4 separate regions of the Homo sapiens genome follow, and regions 1, 2 and 4 are each linked to region 3. A link is a loop called in an ENCODE intact Hi-C map of the cell type or tissue named here. Cell type or tissue: ascending aorta. All regions are shown on one strand. Each heading gives the region's core, and the rest is flanking DNA. Links, peaks and the distances in the headings are about the cores only.

Region 1 (5,813 bases), core at 814-5,813, 270 kb after region 3:
TATTCTGCTTAATGATATTCTAAGATGTCAAGAAACGTTTTTAAGTAAATATGCAAATATGTTGTTTAGAGCACAAGTAGGAAAGCAGACAACTTCACTTGAGTATTTGTAGACCAATGCAATTCAAGTATTTGTTTTGGTTTTAAAATATTTCTATAGTATATCTTGAAGAAGAAAAAAAGCAAACTAAATTACCTCTTACAAGTCTAACAAGTAGAACTTTTAACTTTGTCCCATGATATCAAACTTAAGGGTATCACTTCCTCGTTTTCTAAATCAGGACTCATTTTATGTTATGCTTATTTATATTTTACAGCTGTTGCCTTCCCAGTTACCAAAGAACAAAAAAGCTTACCACTGGTACGGTTGTGAATCAAAAGAAAAGATTTTTTTCTAAATAATTAGAAGGTTATAAAATAATTAGGTTATATTTTTAATTCACAAATAGACTATCCTGGGTCACCTTTGAGTAATGGAAATCTCTGTTTAAACATTCTTCTGGCAATGGGCACCAAGCATTAGGTCTTATTTCCAAGCTTTACCAGCTGGGTTTTGTCATTAACATTTATTAACAATCTAAGATATGGCTTTCACCATCTAATCCGTACTACACAAATGTTTTGTATGGCCCTCCAGAGGGTTTTGATGTGACAAATTACTGGCAGAGATTACAGCCCCGTGGCTATTCACCAGAGGCAATGTAAAATTAACATGGTACTAATCCAATTTAAACAAGAAGTTGCACAAACAATCTTCTGAACAAAACCAGATAGACGATTCCAAAATTACATTCAAGCACAATAAATGTGTTTTTAATAAAAAGTTTAAGGAAAAGAAATTGAGTAATTTTCACACACATGAAATGTGCCTATTTGATGAAGTTATTAATTTTAATCTTACTAAAACAGTCAGGGGCAGAGCACAATTCACTATGATAATCCCAAGGTCTATTACTTTTCTTCTTAAAGTGTTGCATCTCAGTGTAGTCTGCAGAACATCAATGATTCCTAGTGACCTCAAAATGTGTTTACAGTGTTGCCTCTAAAGCAGAAAGTTTGTGGGATAAGGATTAAAATTGGTTTGCAATGAAAAAGCAATGAGCATCTCTGCACTCAAAGAACTTTTCTTTCATGGAGTATAAGTTTCAGAATTGAACCAGTAATTTAAAACTTTTTTTTTCCTTTTCTTTACAAAAGGTATCTGAATGTTTGTGATATTCTCCTTATTTGAATAAAATAGCTAAAATTACTTTGCAATGCTTTTTGGGCAAGAGGGTAGGAAATACAAAAGAAGAAGGTTAAATAGAAAATGGATTAAATGGAAAAAAGATCCAGCAGATAAGAAAAGTGTATGAGGATGCGTGTGTTAGGAAGGAGGGATTCTTGCAGTGGAGCCTTTCACACTGAATCTTCTTTTAAAGGAGACTACTTCAATACCCCAGTGTAAAACTAACCAAAAGTCAGGAATTTGGGGGATTCTATTCAGAACACTGTTTACTTATATTATTTTTTTGAAACTACCTCAAATGGTGAAAAACTTAAAGAATGTAATCTATAATATACACATATGAACATGACAAAGTAAAAAGTTCTTGCATAGATACTTCTCAATAAAAAACATGTCAATTATAATGACATTGTTTCAATAATTAATGATTATTCAATTCTCCAGAGAAAATGCCCTAACCAATAGCTAACACTGTTCCCCTTTTCAGCTGATTTGGGTAATGTGTAATGACTGTTCACTGCTCAGCTTCTTCAATGGAAGCACTATTTTCCACTTCTTCCCCATCTACTCTCCAGTTAAAAACTTGAAATGATTTCCTATCCAGTAGTGTTATTTGAATCATTTTCTCTTTGAGATATTTCTCCCTTAGCTTTGAGTGACAAATGTGGTGATAGCCCCCAGTGGTCCCTTTGTTTTTCTAATACTTGCTGACTTCATTTACATTTCTTACCACCCTGCTATATTCTAAGTATCAGTCCTCCTAGGTGAACAACTGCTATATCCATAGCAGCCCATTGTGCAAGGTGCATAGCAGGCTCTCAATAAGCACTTGCTGAATGAATGAAAGAATGAAGTAACTACAGATGTTTCTTCATCTCAATGTACTCACATTCCTTTATACTCAAACTTGGGAAGTTTACCTACTGACACTCTTGCACATCTGTACATTTAGCCCTTACATACTTTTTGCTTCTGTACAGTTTTCTACAGAACGTCTATCACTGCATAACAATATCCCCCAATTATGCACACTTAAGAATTCTGTCAGTCACAAAGCCCTCTAGTATTTGTTCTGTTCATCAATATCGAAAGCTACTGTCCAATTAGGTCCCCACTGACTGAACGCACCACCACCACAGAACAGCTTTATGGCTCATCTCTTTTTAGCAAGTTACTTACCATTTACTGAGCACATACTATGTATCAAACACTGTATTAAACACTTTAAAACCACTCATTTAATTCTCAGAATAACCTGTGGAAGAAAATTTCTCATTGTTCAAATGAAGAAACTAATCAGAGAAATTCCCAAAGTCAGAGAGGTAGAACCAAAATTCAACCTAGCTCTCTTGACTCCAGGGCCATGTTCTTAACTACTATTTATGCTGCTTCTGATGGAGTTTATATCTTGTTACCTTTCTACTATTTATGCTGCTTCTGATGGAGTTTATATCTTGTTACCTTTAACAGCCATTCTCTTCATATTTCCTTGGCCCCAATTCCACAGGGACTCCTCTCTATTATACTACATGCACTTAAATATCTTGGCATCATAACCATATATTAGCTGCTTCTCTCTCAAAATCACTTTAATTCTCATTACCAGACCTGGTCTCTCTTGTCAATGATGGCATTTTCCTTCTTAGGATATACCAACTCACGATGACCCCTACCTCAGTACTCTCGTCAGAGTGGCTAATTTTCTTCTCCTAGAAATTATTTCATTCCTTGACTTCAATGGACTAAGACCATATCATAAAAGGGAAAGAGCCTGAGGCTGGATTCATCAAAAGCTTTCAATGCTGGGTCTATCACTTAGTACCTATGTGATCACATGCAACTTAACTTCTTTAAGTCTCAGTTTCTTCATTAGGTTGGTGCAAAAGTAACTGCGGTTTTTGCCGCTTTCACTTTTGCACCTACCTAATAAAATGGGAATATTACCTGCTATGTAGGGATCTTTGTCAGGATTAAATGATAAATTCTGAAGGGCTCAGTGTTACACCTAGCACAAAGTAAGCCTTCCAGACATGCTAATTGCTCTAACAGTATCATCATAGTGATCTTCACATTTTCTCTAGCTGTTATTTCCTTCATTAGCTTTCTTTTCTCTTTCCTAAACATAAGAATTCCAAGTTCTAGCTGGCACAACTTTAAACACTACCTCTGCAAAGGACTCCTTTATGTCTATTTTTAAGCCCAATCATTCTCCCAACAACAGATCCATATTTCTAACTGGTAGCCGAATTTCATTCTGTAAAAATTAAAACATCCAAATTTGCAAATCCTATCTCCTTCCCACCCTCCAAACAGCTTTTTAGTAACTGTATTTCCAAAACTGGACCAGACACTGAAGCTTGAGCCCTTGGCATCATCTTTGACAAGAATCTTCTTGTTGCATTCCTACTGCTACTACTTAAGTTCCAGCCCTTATTACCAGAAATGACTTAGAAAACGGGCCCTCCTCTGTTTTATAAGAACAGCCTATGCTTTCCCACTTCATGCCTCTTTGCTATGATCATTCTGTTCATTATATTTACATTTCCCCCACTACTTTCCTAAATCACAACCAATTCCTCTATTAAAATCTTAAGTATCTATCTCCAGAGGTCTATCACAAATACCTCCTCTCCTATGACACCTTTCCAACTCCTATTAAATAGACGTACTTTCTCCTCCTGAGTACTCTATATGGCCTGTGTCAAGGCTCTTACTATTAGGCAGTAAATTTTATATTTATAGTTGTTTCTTCCTTATTACTAAATTGCAAGCTCTGTGATGGAAAGGCCTATGTCTTGCATATATTTACACCTGGTATAATATTATTTTATACTTATTGTACATGTAAGACACTGCTTTCAATACAGGAGACTCTTAGTACTACCCATGTCTATCCTTAGTCCTGTCAACATTTATATAATATAGTCACATGGTACATTATTTTATATTTACATATATATCTACCTGTCTTCATTTGTAATGCTTACAATCCCAACTCCTCTATCATTTATGTTAGGGTAAACTACCTACCCTAGTTTTTAATTCTCATGTAGACTGGTAGTACTCCATGAAAGTGGTAAGCATTTAGTATAATACCATAACGATGTTTAATAGTATTTGACAGTTATGGAGACATATTAAGAAAAATACAAACCTGAAAGACCCTATGTGTGAAATTTCATTCAGAATAAAACTGACACATTAAAGAAAAGTGAACTTAGAATAAACTAACCATTATTAATCTTTAAAAGATTTAGGTCAGTTAGGGTTAGATTCAAAATAAAAATCTTATTCATAATTTCTTCAAATGATTAAGATCAAATGTGTCCAAAATTAAGATTAATTTCTTCTGAAGCTAACAGCATTTGTTGATTGGTAGCAGGAAAGAAAAAAATATAATAATTCAGAAAACTTCTATCAAAGTTTTTAAACACTTTAAAAATCATGCAAAAATTCCCAATAATTCCCTTTCTTGACTGAATTACTGTGTCTTAAGAATAACATTTAAAATATATTCTTAAACTTGAGAAAATGTTCAAGTTATCCTTAAATTTCATCCTAAAAAGCACTCCCAGTGGAAAGTTTAATCCTAAGAAAGAAAAGGGTGGTTGTTTTATAAGTGAAAGTAAAATAAATTATTCCCAGTTTCTTCTGAGGAAAGGGATAGCTGGCAATTTTTTTTAAAAGACATAATTGTTTCAGTTTCTAACTATAAAAAAGAAGGATCTTGCCTTTATAACATATTTTTATAAAAGCCTCTAATCTCAAAAAATAGCAATATTCAAATGCAGACATCAGAGCATAACAGATATTGCCAAACATACGAATTTGCAAAGAAACAAGGGAAAAAGATATAAAAAGAATAAGCTATAAACTACATACCTGTTTAAGTCTGGCAAGTTCTTTCAAAGCTCGTCCCCACTGCTGCTTGTAATGCAGTTTAGACTTAGTTGCAGATTCCAACTTTCTTTCAAGTTCAACCTAACAGTGATTAAAATCATATCAAGTGAAACACTATACCACTGTGTACAACCACTGAAAGATAATATATACAAAGAGTCTGGCTTAAGAAAAGAGTTTATACAGTGTAACATACGACATCATCTAAAACTGTTATATAATTTACTATAAATATTATGGCACATGAACATTTTCTTGTTTAAAATATAGTCTTATTTTTATTGCCTAACAGTCTATCCTAAAAAGAACTGAATTAGTCTTAACCTCCAGACAGTTACTATAAATGTATTTAAACATATATATTATATAAAGATCATAGAGTGAGAAATACATTCATTTTTTACAAAAAGCAGTTCTAACTGTTAACATTCCAATTTAGCTGTAACTCTAAATCTTAGAAGCCAAATTTTCTTTTTGGAGGCCTATCTTCATATGGAATTTTGTCTTATGAAGACAGCCAGTAGAGATGCTTTTATAACTATATTTTGGCAAAATCATGAAACTCTGAAAACACTGAAATGTTTTATCAGAAAGCAGTTTACTAAGAAAGAGTACAAAGTCAAAAATATTTTAAGAATGTTAACATAAAGCCAAGAGTAAGAAAAATAATGTTCCTTAATAACACA
Region 2 (5,000 bases), core at 1-5,000, 250 kb after region 3:
AAGCAAATAAAATGGGAATTAAGTATATAGCAGCCTTTCTACGGTTACATTCCTAACAACAGCAGATTCTAATTTGATGCCAAACAGAGGTTATGTAACAAAATCAGTGAGCAATCTAGTTCTTTTGGTTTCAGTAGAACATTTAGGTGCTTCAGTAATTCTGTCTCTGTTTCCCCATTTATGCCAATATGGATGGATTGCGTGTCTCCGAGACCTAGAAGCAGAGGGCGCATTAGCTAGGAAGAAGCATGATTGTACACTAGAACAAGTGGCAGAAAAAGTGTACGACGAAACGTCTAGGCTCCAAGGGATATGCTGTTAATACAATTGCCAAAACACAAACGTCAAAGATGGATTTAAATTTTCAAGTCATAATTTAAAATTACTCAGCCAGACTTTAACACTCTTACACAAACCACTTTATTCGTTAATAAGACCATGAACCAACAGTAAGAGAACCTACCTCCAAAAAAAGATACTAAGCCTACTTTAGGGTACTAGTAATATGTGTTGGGTTTTTTTTTTTTTTTTAATTCTCTCTCCAATTTACATCCATGGTCTGGACTATCTGTTAAATTTTAAAAACCATTTTTTTTTCTAAATTGTCATTAAGAATAACAAGACATAATCTTATAAAACATGAAGGCATTACAATTCTAAGTTTCAAGGAGTCTCCAATTTATCTTTAGAACTCAGGATATAAATGTAGCCATTAGTTTTCACTCATTTCAGATTTTGGTAAAGGTGCTATAAGCATTTAATGAAGCATTTTTGATCCATTTCCACAATCAAGAAATGACAAGATGTTATCTTCAGAAATGACTTGACAAGTGACTCTTGTGCAGAAAACTTTCAGCATAAGAACACTGGGTAGGCAGATTTGAGGCACAGTTTGAAGCAAACTTTTAAATTGTGGTAAAATATACAGAACATAAAATGCACCATCTTAATTATTTTTAAGTGTACTATTCAGTGGAATTATTCACAATGCTGTGCAACTATTTCCATTATCCATATCCAGAGCTTTTTCACATCCCAAACAGAAACTCTGGACCTATTGAACAGTAATTCCCCCTTCCTCTTTTCCCCTAGTTCCTTCCAGCCCCTGGAAACCGCTAGTCTACTTTCTGCATCTATGAATTTAAAGCAAACTTTTATTATTATTTTTTTTAAGCAAAAAACAATCCAACAAACAGAACTCCTCCACTTCTATAGGGCATGGGCAGTCAGACAACAAGTTCATAAACCTGTCAGTGAGGCCATGGAGGCCTACTTTCCCCTGCATTTCAGCCGTCAAATTTTTTACATCTATTTTGACAGGTAGACCATACACAATCTTTTCATTTCTTTATGAATTTAGCGAATATTATCTGAGTGCCTACTTATGGCCGGTACTCTTTTAATTCTGGAAGAAACTAAGATAGACCTGGTCGCTGCCCTCGCAGCCCTCACATTCTGGTTAACACTGCTTCACTTTATCTCCAAACTCTGTAAAGCATGGAAGAGTGTGCAATTTTGATGAGATACCAATGATATGACACAAGCCTTGTGTCAATAACCCATTTTCAGCATCAGAATTGCTAGAACATTATCTACTTTTCACTATTATTTTTGGTCAGTGCTTTACAGGTGATAGATACAAGAAGAGTTGAACTCTATTCCCAATGGATGATGAATATTATGATGAATATTATGCCCTTATGTTGGCCTTCTGGATCTCTGTATCATTTAATTCAATATCTGACAAAACATATAGAAACTAGTGATAGAAAAAGATATGCTTTAGGTTTTCTAATATTTTCTATTTTAAATATCCAATTTGGGATTCCATTTATATGAAATGCCCAGAATAGGCAAATCCAAAGGGACCAAAAGATTAGTAGTTAGGGGCTGGGATAGAAGAGAATGAGGAGTGACTGCTAATGGGTACAGGAGTTTCTTTTTGGGGTGATAAAAATGTCTTAAATAGTGGTGGTGGTTGTACAGCCTTGTGACTGTATCAAACACTGAATTTTATACTTTAAAATGGTGATTTTACGTTGTGTGAATTATATCAATTATTTTAATAAAAAATTTAGGTATTCAATAAAGCTAGACACAATGGTATTAGTGAGAACACATCTTTTAAGTCCATATATAGCTACCAGAGGGCCCTTCCTATGGACTGTAAAAAACAGGTCGGTCCATTCTGAAGTGGCTGCAAACAAGCAGTATATACTGGGACAATCTGTGAATTCAGATTCAGGCTGGGCAGCATCTGGACAGGAAGTAGAGGAGAAAATCATCTGGTCAGACAAGACTGTCTCCCCATCAGCAGAGGCCCTAATACGTCCTTAAATCACACTCAAACCCCCACATCTGCTTGAAGCAACAGGAATTCGGGTCCAGATAGAAATTACTAGGATTTATCTGCAAGGGAACTCCTATGTTTATACAGACATGGTATTAGATATACCTGGTAGATTACACACCCCTCCTATGCAGTACATGCCCGCATTAAACATGGAAACTAGACTTTCTCCATGAAAAACCACAGAAATTTTAAAGGTAAATCTGATTTTACCCTAAAATATTTGATATTTTCCTGTTACTAGGAAACTTATTCACCCACCCATGCCTGCACCCACTCACTGATTTATCTACTGTGGTCATACTCATTAACTCCTAGGCAAAATCAGTGTAAAAACATTCGATGCCACTTACAAATGGAATGGGTATTGCTAAAAGGACTACAAAACAGTGTTAATATTTCAGACTCCCCTAGTTGTAAGACAAAAAATAGTATGTAAACACTTGAGAAAAAAAGACAGTCATTTGAAATAGGAAAACCCGAACACTATGCCCACTCTGTTTAGAAACAGAAGTAACAGGCTGCTCAAGAACTCAGAGATGCACACAATTATGATTTTATTTGTTAAGTTACAATAGCCAAAAGAGCTTTACAAAAGGCAAAATAAACTACACATCCATTTTAGAAAAGTCCTTTTTATTTCTTTAAATCAGAGGCCCCCTCTAGCGTTTGAAAGCAGTCACAGGCAACACACAATGCAATTGAAAGTAAACAGTCACAGCATTTTACCGCAGACCTTCCAAAACATAAGGCTTGCTTCTGTTCCATTCAAGTGGCACAAAAATCAATGAGAGAAAAATAGCTAACCATAATTAATATTGCAAATTCCTGCTATGATTCAGATTCATTATCCTCTCATTCAGTAATTTCTTTATTATTTACTGCTGGGTTATTTTTTACTAGATTAATACTCTGTTAATAAGGAAAAAATATATAATAAATATAGGGACTTTAATTTCCCTAATAAGAAATATACCTCATTTGAAATGACCGAAAATTAATGTTACCATATATCCTACTCTGCTTTGATGGAAGTTATTGGTAACTTCCTAAAGTATATACTTAATTTTAACTTTATTATATTTGGAAATCAGAACTTTTTAAAGTACATATATTTTGAAATTCAACCTAATCTGTGACTTTGCTAAAACTTTTTCAGTACTCAGTAAAAGGAGGTGGGAAACGTTGCTTTGAGGACAAATGTTGGCTCTGAAGAATATGATATAAAGGAACTCTTAAGAGTTTTTATACAGACAGGGCACTGCATAAATCCAATGAGTGAATCTCGTGCGCTTTTGAAAACGATTGATTGAAATTAGCGGGAGTAAAAAATAGTTGATTTTCACTCTATTTTTTCAGCTAATGTCTTTATGTGTCTGTTTCCATGTTCTATTACAGAGGGTTTAAGCTGACAGCTAGTATTACTATAACTGGAAAATAAAAAGAAATCTCTAATTTTAACAAAAGAAAACAATGCAAACTTGAGGAAGAAACCAACAGAGAAAACTATATTAAGCTAATACTTCATGTTCTTAAAAGTTATAAATACACTGAAAATTTGAAAATTCAATAGCTCTTGAAACAAATTTAATCTGTATTAACTTTATTTAAATAAATGACCAATCTGTCACCCAACATGTCATGTGGCTTCTCTGCACTGATCTTGCTTTGTTTTCAAACTTGTCACTTGCAAATATTATAAGAAAAAAAGGTCATCTAAAATGAGTTAAACTGGTTACAATTGGTCTCAACTTTTAAGAATTTACATTCAAATGGAATAGGACGCAGCGTTTTTAAAGTGCAAGATATACTCTTTTGGCTCAACATGAAACATTATAGAACTGGAAATTACCGCAGTCATTTCTCCTACAACAAACTTAGTTAAAAGCTGTTTTGAAAGTTAGTTAGCCATCAGATTATAAACTATGAAAAACACTGAAAAGTCATTTAAAATGAGTATATAAATGCAAATTACAAATAAAACCAGTGTGGGAGAGGTAGCATAAAGTAAATAAGATCAAATAAATACTATACAATAACATACAAAATTTTGCTTATAAAAAATTGAAAATACCATTTTAAAACATCCATTTTCCTCACTTTTGAGGTTTTTACAAAGAAATTAAAATTTAGACTTAGAGTCTCTATAAAGCTTTTCCAAATGTTATTAATTACTGGCATTGCTTTTTGCCAAAATCTCTCTGATCTGTCGGTCGAGTTCACTTATTATTCGATCCTCGTGATTATACACACCCGTTCTCATCAAAGTATCCCTTTCTTCTATCAGGCGAGTCAAATAATCATCCAAACCTTCTTCCAATACACTGCCATGGGGGCCATCCTTTTTTCCACTTGCAATCTCTGTGGAATCCTGGTATTGTTTTTGCTCTTGTTGCCTTAACCTGAGAAGTCAAGAACAAATGCCACTGTAGCAACTGTGTTGGTTTTCTTAATGTCACTATTTAAAAACAAAATGATTCAATGGTAAGACAAGGTTTTAGTAATATTTTCAGGAAGAAAACAAACCAAAAAAAACCAGTGTTCCACTTGGCTAGTCAGAGTCTGCACATTTATAAAAGGCAACTTTAAAAACAATACTTGTTTTTCTAATTACAAATACATGAAAACTAGATATTTTGGAGCTGTGACA
Region 3 (5,828 bases), core at 136-5,135:
GTGAAAAACAGAAGCTTCTCCTCATTCTCGAGTTGTATGTGAGTGGAGGTGGAGTGAAAGGAAGGGTGGAGGCAGAGGGAAGCTCCTATTAATTTATCATGTATAGATTTCCCTAGTTTTTCTTTTAGTTTTTTTACCATCTCCCTCTAAAAGAATTCTGTGAAGTGACCACTTAGCATTGCTTCATTTTGTCACTTCGTACTTAAAAGGATAGGTATTGAGTTGTTTTCTCTTTTTCTCACAAGGCGAAATAAAAAGGGCGGGATGCGGGGGTGCCTCCTTACTTCTCCCTTCCCTTTAGCAAAGTAACTTTTTGCCTAGGATCAGCAATACATATCATTGCTCTGTAAGAAAAGAACTTAGGAACACTAGTTTCACCTTGAAACTTTATTGGCATCTATGGTAAATGTCACAGTGATGGGGCTTGTAGCTCTCTTTCGTTCTAAAAGATTTTAAAACAGCAGAAACTGCAAGCTACCCGGGTGAGCTTTTCCAGTATGTTCCTAACTCCGTATCAGTTTACCCTGTGACTGAAGTACAGTTTCCACCGAAGCTCTGAATGCTTTGCTGTTGCTGCTGCTGCCGCCTTCTCTTAAAAATCAAGTGGTGCCTCCTGCGATATAAATGGGGGATGGGGCCCTTCCTTCCCCGTCTAATATTACTGCCCTCATTTGCTGCTGGGCTGCCTGAAGCCATTGATTTAGTCAGGCTCCATCGGAGTGGCCTCTTCCCGGGTTCTGGGAGCTGGTGCGTTGCCTGCTCTTGAAAAGTAGAGAGAGACAGTCACAGGGCGCGCCTGGCGTTTCTGAGTAGCATCCCGGCTGTTCTCTCAGCACAGCCCATTAGTTTTTCAGGCCTTTTTTGTAAAGATGTGCTTCCCTAGGACCTGGGAGGGAGGCGGGAACTGAGCCACTTTGGGTGTCTCGGGGGAGAGTTGGACCACTTTGCAAATTCCCCAGTTGGGGGAGGGGTCTCTGTCCCCTCCCGATTTACTGGAACCCTCCTGCGCAGGGAACAGGCTGGAAACAGCGCCGGTGTGTGCATGGGTGTGGGAGCGGGGCTTGAGGCTTCCTTGTTGGGAACACCAGGCTTTCCAAGGGTTTAGGGAGAGGGGCTGGGGAGAGAAAAGGGAGTCTGGGCCTAACACTGGTTTGTCCGGTTGCTTGCTAAGGGGTCAAGGAAAGAGACAAAGGAGGGCGAGTGTTTTCTGACCTTCCCTAATCCCTTCCCACCCAGGTGGAAAACGCAGGTCCTGTTTGGGCAACTTCGAGCCCAGTGGCACACCAGCAGGCTTTTTGTGCAACCGAGGAACATCCACTGCGCCCCTTCTGCCCTGCGCCTCCTCTGTCAAAGACCAGCGAGCGCCTTAGATTGCAGACCTGGTCCGGGTGGGAGGGAGCTTTGGCTTCAGTGCGTGGGCTTTTGTGTTTCTCTCTCTCTCTCTCTCTCTCTCTCGCGTGTGTGCAAGCCCAGCCTCATCCCATAACACACATGATTTAGCTATTTTACATCTTTCGTTATCTAGCGCCCTGAAACCGAACATACAGCCATATATTAGATTGAGGTTAGAAGAGGTGGCGACTGTTTATTCAAGGTGATAAAATGGTCCATCAGCAGTAATCTCCATCGATATGTGCCACCAGGAGATGAAGGATGAGGGGACAAGCCACAATTAATTGCCCTATAGTTTTGTAGGAGAGAGTGGAGCCAGCCCAGACCCGCTTCGATCTCCTCTCGCGGCTCCTATTCATCATCTCCGCATTGTATATGGCAGCCTCGCAGGGGCAGGGGCCGGCGAGGTTTATCTCTGCGCAATATTCTCTCACCCTCACAAACTGGCGCTCCCATTTAATTTATTAATACAGTCATCGGAAGACAAATAAGACCCACATTTTCTCCCTCCCACCTTCTTGCTCTCTTCTTTTTGTCTCTCCCTCTTGGTCCCAGGGTCAAGCCCGCAGCCAGGCAGGGCAGAGAACGCCCAGAGCTTTTGCGATTCGCGGGGAGCTTTAAACTCGCGTAGAGGGAGAGTTCCTGAGAGAATTCCCAGGAGCTGGGCCGCCCCGCAGGGTCGAGACTGAAATCAATTGGCTCCCCTTCCGGCGGCCAGGCAAACCTGCCTCGCCTCTGGATCTGCTTCTAGACCCGCTCCCGGGGCTTGGAAGACCCCTGCCGGGTAGAGGAGGAGGGCCGGGTGGGTGGCGGGGTGCAGTGGGGACGTCGGATCGTGGGTGGTGTCGGCGGCCACGCCTCATGTCAGAAGAGAGCCTTTCGTGGGCAGGAGCGGGGTGGGACCTTCAAAACTCAGCCTTCGGCGCTGAGGCCTGGGCGCCCCACCCCGCCCATCGCTCCCTTTCAGCCATCCCATCTAGCCTATAGCTCGAGAAGGCAGTGGGGGGACCGCAGGCTGGAGCCCCGGGGGCGTGAACCCCACGCGAGAAGTTCGGGCCCGGATGCTCTGCCTGCCCGCCCTCTGCCCGGCTCCCCAGCCCCCACGCCCCTCCCCGCCTAGGGCGCACGCGGCACTGCCAGCAGGCGGCACTCCCGGGTCCTAGTCGCCGGGCTGGGATCGATGGGCGCCGGCCCCTCGGGTCTCGGCCTGCGAGACTGAGGGCCGCGACCTTGGCGGCGGTAGGGGAGGATTTACAGCCGGGGTGGATAGTGGCGCCCAGGCGGGGAAGCAGGCTTTTCACCTACTCCTTGCTTTCCTATATGCAGGGCGGGTGAGAGCCAACGAAGGCGTCGGGCAGGTACTGGGGAGTGAAGATGTGATGTAGCTCTCACTCCCCACGCGCCTACACATGACTGTTGGCCTCTCCACACACCAAAAGCCCGGAAGCGTTTTATATTTCACCTTTCCTAGAACGAGAAATGAAATTCCAGAAAAGAAAACCATGGCCTGCTTTGCCGCCTTTACCTTAAAATAGATATATTGTAAAGATCTATTGCACTTTAAAGACATTGAAACAACACAGAAGGATAGGAAATGAAGAGTGAAAGTCTGCTCTTAACTGCACTTGGCCTGGCCTTCTGATGCCAGGAGGCGAACAAGTCTGTAACCTAATGACAGCACCTTCCTTTACTCAGAGACGCTTAGACAGGAGCATTGACAGATTTACTCAAGATAGAAGAGTATTTATGAATAACAATTATGAACTTGTACAAAAACTCTTCCCCTGATTTTAAGAGAAAGTATGAACATTTACTTGCTTCCTTGTTAGGAACCTAAGTAGTTGTATTATGTATTGCTTGGCTTGGAATGCTCTGTGTGTGTATATATAATATAATGACATATATTATATACATTTATACATAGTTTGGTCCTCTCATATAGCCTGCTTCTCTTTCAAACCTTTTCATGTAGGTGTTTATACTCTGCTAGAATGTTTGTCTTCTTAAGCATATTTGTCAATCCCAAGAAATGTTACTTGTTTTTAATATCCTCAAGCTACCCTGAGACTCAGACATAAGTTAGAACCCAAATGTTTCAGCTGGGGGATTTTGTGTATTAAAAAATAACATTGGAATATAACATGTATCTTGATGGCAGTTGGTCAACTTTTCTGGCAGAATATTTTGATATAGCATGAAGTGGTTCACAAATTAAGAAGACCCCTGTTGGGTGGACTAATTAAAGTTGATTGACTTTGTCTAGCCTGCTGTGGACCTAACACACAGATAGTCTTCTAGATATTGGGAGAGCCTCAGTTTTTCACTTTTAATAGTAGCATAATGCTACTATTAAGTTTTTCAACTCTTTATGGAGACAAATGAAACAATAAGTTGAAGACGGCTTTAGAGGACTTCTTGGAGAAAGGCCTTAGCCACAGTTTTATTATCATGCATTACAAATATTAGAAGTGTGCTTTTTGTCTATGGAGGTAGTGGCTGGAGTTGGTACCTATGCTGATGTCGTTGATGGGATGACACGTGTGGAGAAGCATGTTGGAAGTTGACTGTCTCTGGCACAGGCTGCTAGGGAATGAAAACTAAACACTCTTCTGACCATTTGCATCATTGAGTCAAGCAGAAAAAAAAATCAGTTAAGTAACTCCCTGGAGTGACTTATTTCTATTTCCATGGGCATATTGCCTTTGCTTATTGTCATTTGCTTTTAGCTATTTTTGCAAAGGTGCTGAAAGGCTGTCTCTGAAGTCAGACAGTAACATTCAAAATTATAGACATTATCTATGTATTTTCCTATCCAATCTCTTACTTTAATGTCCGAAAACACAAGAGTGTGGGAAAGAGAGAAACCTCTATAACTCAATCATGCTACAGCAATTTTCATGGCCCCCAAAGTTACTTCAGTGAAATATTTCAATTCAATTGAGTCATGAGTTTGAATGTTAAATTTCCCCAGCTTTCATTAGTCTTTTAAAAATCTCTGGGTTTAGAGGCCTTGCAGTCAGGCAGCCTTGACTGTGAATCCTTTCTCTGCCACTTTCTAGCTTCTGGTTCTTGGTGGAGTAGTAGTGCTTGGGAATTGCTTTATCTGCAGAATGGGAATCATGATACTTAGATAATATGCTGGTTTTTGGTTCTAGACAGGTGTCTGACACATGGTATGCACTGTAATTGTGTTTATTGTCTTTCATGTAATTCCCAAAATGTCTTGAAGTTTTTATTTTCACAATCAATAAGCTTGAGAGGGTGTGTGAAGTGTGTGTGTTTCAGAGGAGTTGACATATGGATAAGTGTGAGAATACTCCCATCCAGGCCCTGGGGTCAAAAGCAGAGTCTGGGAGAATTTTAACAATAGTTTGTGTTGCTGGCAGAGGAAGGACAGAAGAGGGCCTTTGTGCAAGGGAGGCCCAGCGGCATGGACACTTCTCTGCTTTCCGAAACAAGTTGTTGCTTTTCACTTCAGAGGTCTGGGGACATTTCTGAGAAGCTTGCAGCCCTCATTCTTCCAGCTCTCTTGGGAGGAGTAGAGGAGTAGCTGCTGACTGAGGCAAAGGTTTGGCTGGCTAGAGCCCCCTCCAGTGAGACAGGAGGCTTACATAGTCAGCCCTCCTTTGCTGTGAAGCAAATGGCAAATCGAGGGCTCCCTTACCATGCTGGGTTGCGATTAGCTGTTCCTGACACAAACGTTTCATACAGACTCACAAGTTTCTTGGGCATTTCGGTCATTTCAGCGCAGATAGGGCACATCCAGGGTGATCCAACAGGCCTGGCTGCGGCCAAGGCTGGCGGCGGCAGGTACCCGGGTGCCCCGAGGGCCACCCGCCGCCCCGCTCTGGCGCATCCATCAGTGGCCAGCTTTCACCGTGTCTGCCAGGCGGGACTCGCCAGGTGTCAGGCTCAGTGCCATAAGCCTGACACTTGCGCGGGGTCGCCGTGGCTCCTCAGGGAAGCTGGGCCAAGGAGGCTGGGTCGCGCCGGCGGGCGCCGAGGCCACCTTCTCGGGGCAGGCCATCCGCGCTGAGGCGCAGACACGGCGGCTCCTCCAGGCCCATTAATAACCCGGAGGGCGCTGCGATCCGACAGCGCAGTCGCCACAGGCTCTATTTCCCGTGGCCGCCTGCCTCCTTCCAGCCCAGTTCGAGTGGAGGGATACTGGGCGCCCACTACCGCCCGGCCCGGAGGGTGGGGGTCCCTCTCGCGCAGGCTGCTTTGGAGAGTGTCGGAGAGAGACAGCTTTATCTACAGCTTCACCCATTGTATAGCACAACAGAATCGCATTTAGCCTGGAGAACAGCCGTCGGGGCAGGAGTTGGTGCCTTCTCTAACAATTAGGCTGATCGTTAAATTTGCTATTCCTTTCTTCCGGCGTCTAGGGAGAGCGTGCACACCAAACCCTCCAGAACAGCACCCCGGTCCCCCAC
Region 4 (5,756 bases), core at 1-5,000, 190 kb after region 3:
AATAGAAAATCTACCGCCACATCAGCTGCCAGCACGATATTACAAACAGATTAATCCAGATTTTAGGATATTGCTGTGGGCCAGACTTTGCACTTGTCAGCCTTGTTGCACTTGTTGGCAGCACTGTCTCTTAGAGAAGTCAGGATTTATGTGATCCTGTGTACCCAGTTATGAAAGCCCATAGCGCATTGAGAAAGCACATAATGGCCAGCTGATTCCATGCTGTTCTCAATAAAAGAGAGAACAATGCATACTTTAAAAGACAGTGCAAACCTATGAAACAAGGATTGATGCTGGCTTTTACATATCTTGGTTTTGAGGCAATGTAGGAACAGAATTATATTTGCGCTTTGCCTGAAAAATAATTTGAGAATAATTTTGCTCACTCTTTCCAAAAAATCTAGTCTTTGGGTCACAGAGCAAGTAACTTTTTGTCAACCTCTACCCATCTCCACTTTCTAGTGAAACCACTGCCAAAGTTTCCCTCGTGCTATATTTAAAACACATGGAAGATCTCTCCAAAAACCCAACACTTACTCACTAGGTGCCAGGCACTATTAAAGCGCTCCATATATGTTTAATCTTTACAACAATTCTCTGAGGCTGGTGTTTTTATCATCATCCAATGTGAAAGATGAAGAGACTGAGAAAAAGAAAGGTCGTGCACAAGCTATTCAGCTGAGAAGTGGTAAAGTCAAGATTCAAACCGAGGCACCCTGAAGTCAGAGCCTGCTCAAGCTCTAAATCCCTGCACAACACGTCCTCTTACTTAATAAATACCTAACAAACAACCAAATCCCCACCCCACCTCTGACTCGTGCCGCTATTCTTCTTGTTTCTTTTTATTGGAAGCAAACTTAAGGATGATATCAACTTGGATTTTTTCGCTTCAACTCAGACAAAAAAGAAGTCGCCTCCTTCCACCCTCTTTAAAACTATGTTAATTTTGTGTATCCCAATCCCTTAACTAAGAATTATTTTAAAATTATCAAAGGTTTGTGTTAGTGTTGCATTACTCTCTTGGATGCTGTGGTTCTTTCTATTTAAGAGCTTATTATTTTCTCCATAAGCCAGTTTGGGAAGGAGGTAATATGTCTTTTTGGCTCTTGAATACTGCTTTCCTCTGAATCTCATTATGGCAAGTCACTTTCTGAAACTGGGCTGTAGCTCTAGACAAATGATTGTATGAAGTTTTAAATAAACATACAACATTTACGTTAGGCTGTTTCTTGAAATGATTTATTGTCATTTTCTTCTTTCAGTCCTGCTCTTTGGACATAAAAGACACAAGCTTTTGCAGTTTATACAAACCAAATCCTCTGTTTGCTCTGATTAAGCATTCATGAGTCTTTTATATAGTACAGGCTGTAGATTTGGGATTATTCCCTATGGGAGTGGTGGAATTAAATACATTAGCCAACAGAGATAAGGGAGGGTACCAGAGTTTAATTGCCATTAAAATAGATATGTTGAGTAACAAAAACAGAAGGCAGGAAACAGTCCGTATTCTCATTTTCCGCCATGGTAGATGGAAGTTCTATAATCCTGTGACTTGCAGCCTCTTGAAAACTCTCTAAAGGTGATGGCCTAGAAGATGTAGGGAATAAGTTAAAATTGTGCCTGGGGACAAGTCTATTCTTGAGTTCCTAAGAAGCCTTGTGCCTAGGAAGATTGTGAACAGTGGGAACCTCGGAGTTGCTCACCGTGAAGAGCTTTCTGCTCTATTGGAACTGGGCACAGGTGTTAATCAGTGGAATATCATTACATCACCCAAAGTTCCCTGACCTCTCAGAGGCTTTTCAGAAATGTGAAGAGAGTTACCACCTTACTCCGTGGCCCCAGTCAGTGACTGGACACAGAAGAAATTTCCATAGGTAATTCTGATAGACAGCTTTATTTTTATTTTTATTTTTTATTTTATTTATTTATTTTTTTACTATTTTATAATTGGCTGGCTTCTCAGAGTTTTCTTTGTTATTCTATTTGTGGCTATCGTAAATGGATTTTGTCATATTCCCGCAGAAGCTGACACTTGCAGTCAGCCATGAGGTTGGGAAACTCATGTCCAGTTAATTCACATGAAACAGGTAAAATAAAAGCATTTTTTTTAAAGTTCTGTGTGAGTTGCATGTATTTTCCCTTCAATTTAGAAATCTTCAACTTTTCTGGTTCTTAAGTTTAAATTTAGATTGGGTAAGGGGAAATAAAATGAAGTCTTGCACTTTTGAGCAATGAGAATCAAGAGAAAACGCCTCAGAAAATTGAAGTTTCTCAGAATGGGGGAGACCCTGAATTTAAAATATATTAGCTGACTCCATTTATTTGAAATTCTAGAAACAGCAAAACGTTATGTATAGTGACAGAAAGCAGATCAGTGATTTTCTGGGGCCGGGAGTGCAGGGGATGAGGACGATGGACAGAAAAGAAGCACAGAACTTCTGGCTGTTGGAAATGTTCTACATCTTAATCGTACTTAGTTGCACAAACCAAACTCATCAACCCGTACACTTAAAATGACTGCATTTTATTGTATGTAAATTGTACTTCAATAAAGTTGATTTTTAAAAATATACTGACATAAGTTACTGAGGTGCCATGGGAAACTTCTCTAAATCATCCTTTATTTTAACATAAAATAGTTGAGCTAATACTCCAGGAGTCATTAACAGTAGAATGGATTTTTTTTTCCATACAAAAATAATATATATCCATCAGCTTTAAGTGCTGCAGCCGACAGGCTGAGCTGTTGTTGGCAACTGCTATCTGAGAAGACGTTTCAGGCAGGCTCTGCCGGCGGAGACGCACGCTCTCCCGGAGCTGCACATAGTTGGCCTTGCTCTGTGTGCATTCTCGGTAATGGATCACAGGGCAACCAAATTAATTGCAAGATGTGCTTTAATCTCCCACATGAACATGGAAATAAGGATCTATTAACCTTGTGCCTGGCGCGTCTTTTTTTTTTTTGCTTCATTCCCCAAGTGGCAGTTCTGAACTGTTATCCATGTTTCCATTCCCCGAGGCCAGTTAGACCCGGAGCAGAAAGGTGCGCGTGGTCAGTTCCAGCTCCTAAAATGATGTGCAGTCTGCAAGCTGGAAAGGTCTCGGCGCGGGGTGTGGGCAGTTGTGTGGAGCTAGAACCTAGCCGCTGCAGCGGGATCCCAGGGCCTGAGGCGCAGGAACCCACTGCCCGGGGCCCCAGCGCTGTCAGCCCCTCCTGCCCTCCACCCACCCCTTCCCCTTCCCCTTCCCCTTCCCCTTCCCCTTCCCCTTCCCCTTCCCCCCTTACGACCCTCCCGCCCCTCCCCCCACTCCCTCTACCCCGACTCCCTCTCCCTCTTCCCCCACGCCAGGGACGCACCGCCCTTGGTAGATGCCGGGAGTTTGGGTTTTGTGATTCAACAGTTGATAGTGAGCATTCCCCCAAGAGGAAAAACAGCCAGAGACCAGCCATTTCTCTCTCTCTGTGGTCCTGCAGGCTCTTGGAGTGTTTACACTAAACTCCAGGCCCGGGAAGGGAATTTACAGCCTTATCACTGGAATTGAAAGCGATGTCGGCTGGGGGATGTGCGTCTCGAAGACTCTTTTTTCAAGGGAGGCTTTTGGCTTCGTGTAGGCGGGTGGTGATTTTATTCTGTCTCTCTCCCTCTGCCTGAAGTTCGTCTTTGAAGATTTTCTGTCGTGTTTATTGGGATAACGAGGATTTATTTTTTGCTTCTATTCCAATATTGTCAGGAAATGATATCTATAGAAAAGTATTCTCTTAAAAACCACAAATTAGATGTAATCAATGTAAAGATTGCTGCAGGTCAGTATTTCTCTTTTTAAAAACTTATCGATTATTAAGTTGATACAAAAGAATATTTAAAATATATGTGAGGTATAAATAATAATGATACAATGAATAGATAGCATAAGGAAATAATATAACCACTTCGTTTTAATATCCTTGAATTCCTTCTTGATCCCCATCTCCTTTCCCATCCTGAATTTTCCAGTAGCCATCACTTACTACCTTAATGTGTAATTTTATCATGCTTCTATCTGAAAAATTATATGACTTTAAATTTCTGCATGTTTTAGAACTTTATATACATATATATTAGATATATTCTTTGTGGCTTATTTTTTTCCAAGTGACGTTATGTTCTTAAGGGTCATTCATTTTGCTACATGTGTCTAAAGTTCATTCATGTTCACTCCTGCATCCATGTGTTCTATTGCTGATAGACATTTGGGTTACTTCCCATTATCTTCTATTCAGATAGTGCTGTTGTTAACTTATAAAGAATTCTCCAAATGTATACCCTAGAATTTCTCTAGGTCTTGCTGGAAGTGGAATTGCTGGGCCACGGGTACGGGCATCTTCACTGATAATGCCAAATTGTTTTCTTTACGGGATCTGCAGATTCACTCTCTCACTAGCAATATACATATAGAAATTGTGCATTCTCTCACCAATATTTAATATTGCCAGATTTTTTTTGCCTATTTAGTGGTAACAAAACAAATCATTATGGATTTTAGCTTGTATTTCTCCAGTTAACTAAAGAGGTTGCACAACTTTCTGTGTGTGTATTGGCTATCTGGGTTTCCTCTTCTATGAAGGGTCTGTTTTCCATTGCCTATTTCCGTTTGTTAGTTATGTATATTGCAAATACTATCTCTTGATTTGTGGCTTTTCCTTTCACTATCTTTATGGTGAAGTTTGATGAACTGCGGTTCTTAGTTTTAAGTCAGTTTAATTTACTAATCTTTGTCTATATGGTTTGTGGGTTTTGTGTGTCTTAAGAACTTCTCTAATTCTAGGTTATAAAGACAGTCTATATTGTCTTCTAAGAGTTTTATAAATTTACCTTGCACATTTAACCACTAGAATGGATGTCATATGTGGCATAAGGTATAGACCCAATTTTTGGTTTTTATCCTGTGGGTATCCAGTTATCCCAGCGTCATTTATTGAAAAGTCCCTGCAACTTAATAGCTACTGTCATAAACTAATTATCCATATGCTATAGGCTGAATGGTGTCTTCCAAAAATTCATGTGTTGAGGCCTTAAGTCCCAGTATGGTGGTGTTTCAAGATAGGACATTTAGGGGGCAATTAGAATTATATGAGGTTATAAGGATAGGGCTTTATAAGAAGAGGAAGAGAGAGATTGCTGTCTCTCTGCCATGTGAGGATACAATGAGAAGGCACTCATCTGCAAGCCAGGAAAAGGCCCTTACCAGAAACCAACTTAGTCACATCTTGATTTTGGATTTCCAGTTTCTAGAACTGTGAGAAGTAAATGTTATGTAAGCCCCCCAGTCTATAATATTTTGTTATGGCATCACAAGCAGACTAATATATTATGTACATATTTTTTCCTGCATTCTCTATTCTGTTCCTTTGATCAATTTGACCATCCCTAAACTGATAAGATATTGAATCAATTATTATTTATTATAAGTGGTGATATCTGTTAAACTAAATTCCCCTTGGTCCATATAAATATTAGAATCAGCTTGTCCATTTCACAGAAAAAAAAAAAAAACCTTTGGTATTTTTAATGAAATCATATTGAATCTAAATACCAATTTGGGGAACACTGTCCTTAAAAATATTGAAATTTCCAATCCATGAACATGGTATATGGTGTGATTAAGCCTTCTCTGTTGTATTTCAATAAAACCTTGTCATTTTATTCATAGAAGTTTTACACATATTTTTAAAAATTTATTCATAGAATCTTTATGTTTTTAATGATATATTAATG

The links. A loop is a pair of places that touch in the nucleus more often than their neighbours do. Peaks named below come from ENCODE experiments on the same cell type or tissue, not always from the same donor. Only the 100,000 strongest peaks of a DNase experiment are listed, where the experiment ranks them.
Region 1: a loop joins it to region 3, with 4 times the contacts of the local background. A loop is called at or near these places in 7 of 110 quality-filtered maps.
Region 2: it touches region 3 in a loop (6-fold over the local background); 9 of 110 quality-filtered maps call a loop at or near these places.
Region 4: it touches region 3 in a loop (5-fold over the local background); 8 of 110 quality-filtered maps call a loop at or near these places.

The regions. Positions count from the first base shown.
Region 1 is chr5:123,359,387-123,365,199 of GRCh38, forward strand. It overlaps CEP120 (centrosomal protein 120), which reads right to left. Exons shown (of 20, transcript NM_001375405.1): 18 at 5,110-5,208. Among named protein-coding and RNA genes, the nearest start is that of CEP120, 61 kb to the right of the region's middle. In ascending aorta, for the core only: no CTCF peak of the experiment used is centred there; no DNase peak of the experiment used is centred there; H3K4me3 peaks cover 1,067 bases; H3K27ac peaks cover 3,753 bases.
Region 2 is chr5:123,342,002-123,347,001 of GRCh38, forward strand. CEP120 (centrosomal protein 120) reads right to left here. Exons shown (of 20, transcript NM_001375405.1): 20 at 2,891-4,752. The coding sequence ends at 4,518. Among named protein-coding and RNA genes, the nearest start is that of CEP120, 79 kb to the right of the region's middle. In ascending aorta, for the core only: a CTCF peak has its summit at 3,023; a DNase peak (open chromatin) is centred at 3,040; H3K4me3 peaks cover 2,687 bases; H3K27ac peaks cover 947 bases.
Region 3 is chr5:123,093,004-123,098,831 of GRCh38, forward strand. The region is part of intron 2 of PRDM6 (PR/SET domain 6); the gene reads left to right. Among named protein-coding and RNA genes, the nearest start is that of PRDM6-AS1, 5.6 kb to the left of the region's middle. In ascending aorta, for the core only: a CTCF peak has its summit at 2,528 (motif pointing right); DNase peaks (open chromatin) are centred at 734, 1,376, 2,108 and 2,528; H3K4me3 peaks cover 5,000 bases; H3K27ac peaks cover 5,000 bases.
Region 4 is chr5:123,282,444-123,288,199 of GRCh38, forward strand. No RefSeq gene overlaps it. Among named protein-coding and RNA genes, the nearest start is that of CEP120, 140 kb to the right of the region's middle. In ascending aorta, for the core only: no CTCF peak of the experiment used is centred there; DNase peaks (open chromatin) are centred at 778, 2,811, 3,098 and 3,399; H3K4me3 peaks cover 5,000 bases; H3K27ac peaks cover 5,000 bases.